Linked DNA regions of Homo sapiens: region 2 is linked to region 1. A link is an interaction called in ENCODE POLR2A ChIA-PET data of the cell type or tissue named here. Cell type or tissue: A673. All regions are shown on one strand. Each heading gives the region's core, and the rest is flanking DNA. Links, peaks and the distances in the headings are about the cores only. Region 1 overlaps SYNRG (synergin gamma). Region 2 overlaps TADA2A (transcriptional adaptor 2A).

Region 1 (2,912 bases), core at 114-2,613:
TAGTATAGTGCTTGAAAGTAAGGGCGTATTAGCTGTTGTTCTATTTATGGTCTTTAGCTGGTGACCTTCAGATCTCTCCACAAGCAGGAGGCCTGTATGTGTATCCAACCACCTGCTTATATAGCATGTGGCCTTCGCTGTCCCACAGGCAGCTCCAGCTCAGCTTGGACCAAACTGAACTCTTCTCCTCAGCTTCCATCCTCAAACCTGGTCCTTCTCTCACGTGTCTTATTATGGTGAATCCTCTCAGCTGCCCGGGTCCCCCAACCTCTCCCATCCAGCAGGTCACCCAGGCCTGCTCATTCTCCTGCCTCGTCAGCTCTTTCACGTGCCCATTTCTCTCCATTCCCCACCGCCGCTGCCTTCATTCTGACCATCGGTATCTGTCTCCAGGACTGCTACAGCAGACTTCTGGCTGAGGCCTGTGCCCTGAGGATTGCCACCCCCAATTCATTGCCTATACTGTAGCGAGAGGGATCTGTCAGTAATACGAACCTGGGCCTGTCGTGATCCAGTTGGAAGCCTTAGTGGCTTCCAGGATGCTCCTTATCTTCCTTGGAGTCCTCGTGCTGCGGCTTCATCTCCTCTTTCCCTGGGCCCTGCCCCCACCCTCTAGATTCCTTCCCATACCCCATCTTTAGCTCAGAGCCTTTGCCTGTGCTGCTTGTTCTGCATAGAATATCCTTCCCTCCCCTACCTCACCCAACCCTCCTGTCCCCCTCACCTAGCAGCTCCCATCTACACTCAGCCAAGGTGATTTTAGAATCTAGGAAGCAGGCCAGGCACGGTGGCTTATGCCTGTAATCCCACCACTTTGGGAGGCTGAGGCGGGTGGATCACCTGCAATCAGGAGTTCAAGACCAGCCTGACCAACATGGTGAAGCCCTGTCTCTACTAAAAATACAAAATTAACCAGACGTGGTGGCGCGCCTGTAATCCCAGCTACTCAGAAGGCTGAGGCAGGAGAATCGCTTGAACCCGGGAGGCAGAGGTTGCCGTGAGCTGAGATCACACCATTGCACTCCAGCCTGGGCGACAGAGTGAGACTCTGTCTCCAAAAAAAAAAAAAAAAGAAAAGAAAAAGTTCTAGGACGCAGTCTCTGGCTTCAGGCCCCATCCTCCTCGAGTTGGGCTAAGTGCCGCTCCCTTGTGCCCTGGCACTCAGGACTTCCCCCAAGTAAGCACACCCAGCACTCATGGCACTGCACGGGCTCCCCTGGCGCCCACCTGAGACTGAGTTCTCAGAGGTCAGAGGGCGTGTTGTACTGGTGCCGGCCTTCCTAGCACCTGGAACCGTGGCAGGTTCCCAGTGGATGTGTGGGAGGTTAATTCTTGTAGTGGTGGTGTTAGAGTACTGTACTTGCCGCTAGGCCTGCTGGGGGTGAGTGATGAGGGAGTGAAGTGAACAGCGTGTGGACTTGTGGACTTCTTACCCATTTGTCTTGTCGTCCTCACAGCCAGATGAAAACTCGCTGGATTTTTCCTCCTGTATGTTACGGCCTGGGATTAAAAATGCTCAGGAGCTTGCCTGTGGAGTGTGCCTCTTGAATGTGGACTCGAGGAGCCGGGTAAGTCACGCAGCCTCCTTGCAGACAGCAAAGGGCTTCCCTAACATGACTCTGGACAACCTCATCTGGCCCACTTTACTGCAGAGTTTGTGACCAGAGGTGGGGATTTTCTCAAGTCCTAAAAGCTGATGGTAGGAGCAGACACATTCCCTCGAGAGGGCAGCGGGGGAGCTGTGGAGGGAATGGACGCGGCTCTCATGCCTGCAGCACCCTGTGCATAGTGGGGAGGTCAGGGGAAAAGGGTGAACCTGTAAAGATGTGTTTGGAGGCAAGAGGCCCTGTTCTGGGAATGTTGTTGACCTGTGGTTTCAACGTTATTTCAGAAAGAAGAGAAGCCTGCAGAAGAACATCCTAAAAAAGTATGAACCAGTTACACCTTATCTTAGCGTCTCCATTTTAATTTTGAGTGTGGAGGGCAAATTGGATGATTCTATCCATTGCCATCCTGAACTGTTCCAATCATGAATCCTTCACTGAGTCAGTTTTGTTCCCATAATGTTTGATGGAGTCTCCTAATGTGTCTGTGTGGGTCCACTTCTGTCTTATTTGCATGCTTGTTTCACATAATTGGCTTCTGGTGTTGCAGTTATTTTTCTCTGTGATGAATGGGGTGACAGAATGAGCAACTTCTGGAAGCCTGGAAGTTGTAGTGACACACAGATGGAGATCAAAGAGCTTCAGGATGTAGCCATTTAGCCATTTTAACAGACAAGCAGCAAATTGGGTTTTAGAGTTTTGTTTATTTGCAGTGCATATTAGAAAACTAACCCCAGGAAGTGGTTGAGGTTTGGACTCTACTTTTCCATGGCTGACTGTAGCTTACTGATAAGCCTGTTCATCTGGAAATAATTCTTATGTGTTTAATGCCCATTCATTTCGAGGCATTTTTTTTTAACTCCATACCTGTTTGGACTTTTTGATAATGTAGATTCATTAGGCATTAGGGTCAATGCCATTAGACCCTAAGAGTTGTTATCTGTCGTTCTCTAACTCTCTCGTTTTCTAACTCTCTCGTTCTCTAACTCTCTTGTAATTTTTTGTCATGATAGGCTTGTGGTCAGCTACAGGAGTGTAAAGGATTGCATGCTGTAGTCAGATGCCGGCCTTAGGAGGAGGGCTTCCTTCAGCACAGTGAGGGATGAAAGCTATCCACAGCCCTTGGCTACTTCAGTTCCCCTTATCATGATTCCCCCCCTCCACCCCATAACCTCTGTCTGCCTTTTCCATGGAAGATTTGGCCACCTTTTGCTGAAACTAGGTTTAGTGGTAACAATTTTATACCTTTAATTAGCAGTAAAAAACCTTCTCTCTTGAATTCCTGTAGCTATCCGCTCAGCTTTTATG
Region 2 (2,912 bases), core at 194-2,693, 74 kb after region 1:
ATATGCTCCTGGACATGGTCATGCTGCCACAGGAGCTGCTGTAAAGACTCAGAGCTGTAAACAAAATACCTCTCTGTGGCATGAGCAAGTCATTCCTTTGGTCTGTAGTGCTGACAAGCTTCTTTAAACTGTTATCATCTTTTTTATTTTTTAGAGGTGGGGGGTCTCACTTTGTTGTCTAGGCTGACCTTGAATTCCTGGGCTCAAGAAATCCTCCCACTTTGGCCTCCCAAAGTGTTAGGATTACAGGTGTGAGCCAACCATACCCAAATCTGAAGTGTTATCATCTTTTTAAAAGCATTCATTTAGGGCCGGACGCGGTGGCTAACCCCTGTAATCCCAGCACTTTGGGAGGCAGAGGTGGGCAGATCAGTTGAGGCCAAGAGTTTGAGACCAGCCTTGCAAACATGGCAAAACCCTCTCTCTACTAAAAATATAAAAATTAGCTGGGCATGGTGGCGCTAATCCCAGCTATGCCAGAGGCTGAGGCACGAGAATCGCTTGAGCCTGGGAGGCAGAAGTTGCAGTGAGCCAAGATCACGCTACTGCGCTCCCGCCTGGCTAACAAGGTGAGAGTCTGTCACAAAAAAAATAAAAAATAAAAGCACTCATCTAAACATCTTACAGTTTACTATGGGGCAGAGGGAAAGAATTATTATTTATGTTGTGTTAAAGCTAACTATGTATAAAGATTAATAACATAAGTTCCAGTTATAGCTCAAATGAAAATCAATAATTTACAGGGCTATAGAAACTTCAGGGAGAGTACAAATACCTAAAGTATGTTATGGGTTTGAAAAGCTAACTGAACTATAAATTGCTGATCAATCAGTTGCTTCTGTTTCTTTTTATCCCCACTTAATTACAAAAAGGACCCCAAGTGAACCAGAAGGAACTGCAAGTCCTACTCCCATGAAGAATGAAGAATGAAATTAAACACCGACCATTACTATAGTTTTCTTAATAATGTTGAGAAGTATGAATGAAGACCTTGGATTAGGCTCTAGAGAAGTGATTCACCAAGTCAAGCCATTATTAACATTATAGATGTTGACTTTAAAATTCTGTAAAAAATAAATATATAGGTAAAAATAAAAAGCAGGGAGGAGGAGGAGGAAAAACAATAATAATATTTTAAAAATTTGTTTTAAAGGTTTTTTTTTTTAGAGACAGGGTCTCACTGTGTTGCCCAGGCTGGTCTTGAACTCTCGGCCTCAAGTGATCAGCCAGCCTCGGCCTCCCAAAGTGCTAGGATTATAGGTGTGACCCACCATGCCCAGCCAAAAATTTGGTATTTTTGAGCAGAATCTAAAAGAATGATATTTATGAAGCTGCCCCTTTTGTGCAGAGTAGTCTGGCATTCTATAAGAAAGATACAAGCCAGAAAACAATACCATTTCAATTAAAGCTGGTGTCTATGAATGGCAGTCTGCATACTACCTTCAAAGGGAACACCACAAGAGGTGAGAAAAGATAACATGAGTCACTGGGATTGACGAGACTGACACGGAAGACTGAACAAATACAATGGATTTAGTTAATGCTAAAGTAGTTTGCTTTCAAGCTTTCCTCTTTTAGTTCAATCTGCGTCACTTTGACTTTCCTTAAAGTTGTGTGGGAGAAAAGGAGGAATAAAATGTTGCCAAAAAAAAAAAAAAAACCCCCCCAAAAAAAAACCCACCGCTCAAGAAATGTGTAGAGAAAAATTTCTTAAGGTAAAATTTTTAGGAAGACTATTTCTTTATCTTAGATCTGGTATAACAAATATCCAGGCAGCTCTTCTATGGAGAGAAAAGAATCAAGTTCCCCTTCTAGGGACAGTGTACCAGTCCATGCAATATGAAAACTTGATTTATAATTTAACAAGTATACTCTACTTGTCTTTCCTGCCTGGGATGTAAATTTAACAGAAATCATGAAGATGCTCTTTGGGAAATACAGATTCCAATAGAGAATTACTGATCTACTGTATCATATTCAATTCTGAACTAAAATTAAAAAAAAAGTATTGGGTATTATTATGTAGTATTAGTATATATTAGTATGTAGTTCACTGAAAATGGAAAGAAGGAAAAAAGGGACTCAAAGTCTAACTATCTACTCTTAACAGCTCTTTGGCATTCACCACATAAGTTTTAGGAAAAGAGTTAACATAAACCCTTAGAGGGCTAATCAAAGATTAGAATTCAGCAATGCTGGGGCAGGCGTGGTGGTTCACGCCTGTAATCCCAGCACTTTGGGAAGCTGAGGCGGGCAGATCACTTGAGGTTAGGAGTTGCAGACCAGCCTGGCCAACATGGCGAAACCCCATCTCTAATAAAAAAACAAAAATTAGCTGGGCATGGTGGCAAACACCTGTAATCCCAGCTACTTGGGAGGCTGAGGCAGGAGAATCCCTTGAACCTGGGAGACAGAGGTTGCAGTGAGCCAAGATCGCGCCACTGCACTCCAGCCTGTGTAACAGAGTGAGACTCCGTCTCAAAAACAAACATAAAAAAGAATCCAGCAGTGTTGAAAATTCAACAGTCCTGAGAAACAAGAAATTCCCCATTTGGGCCTAAAAACTCTTGAGGAATTTCCATTCTTTTTCCTTGCTAGGGGAAATTCCGGGTAACAAAATATAGTGAACATTTAGTGATAGCAGTTGCTAGTGAAGTCCCAAGAATTCAAACTGATTCCCTTCCTTCTAAGAATGCAAGTGAGGGCCATTTAACCAATTACCTTAGTGTAGATTTACCTCAGATAAAAGTAAAATCACACAGTCCAACAGATATTTCCTACTACTATTATATAATCAATATTTTTACCCTCATCACAAGTCTTATTCACTGTGGTCAAAATCCAACAACACAGTAAGTTCAGCAACTTAACCACTAGATTTCTGAATTCTATAAGGGCAGGGGACATGTTCT

What was found. ChIA-PET counts read pairs that join two places held together with the same protein. Peaks named below come from ENCODE experiments on the same cell type or tissue, not always from the same donor. Only the 100,000 strongest peaks of a DNase experiment are listed, where the experiment ranks them.
Region 2: POLR2A ChIA-PET joins it to region 1 with 15 read pairs; 3 of 35 experiments call an interaction of 5 or more read pairs at or near these places.

Annotation. Positions count from the first base shown.
Region 1 is chr17:37,519,194-37,522,105 of GRCh38, reverse strand. SYNRG (synergin gamma) reads left to right here. Exons shown (of 22, transcript NM_007247.6): 20 at 1,458-1,568; 21 at 1,892-1,927. Among named protein-coding and RNA genes, the nearest start is that of DUSP14, 31 kb to the right of the region's middle. In A673, for the core only: no CTCF peak of the experiment used is centred there; no DNase peak of the experiment used is centred there.
Region 2 is chr17:37,444,852-37,447,763 of GRCh38, reverse strand. The region is part of intron 8 of TADA2A (transcriptional adaptor 2A); the gene reads right to left. Among named protein-coding and RNA genes, the nearest start is that of TADA2A, 39 kb to the right of the region's middle. In A673, for the core only: no CTCF peak of the experiment used is centred there; a DNase peak (open chromatin) is centred at 1,513.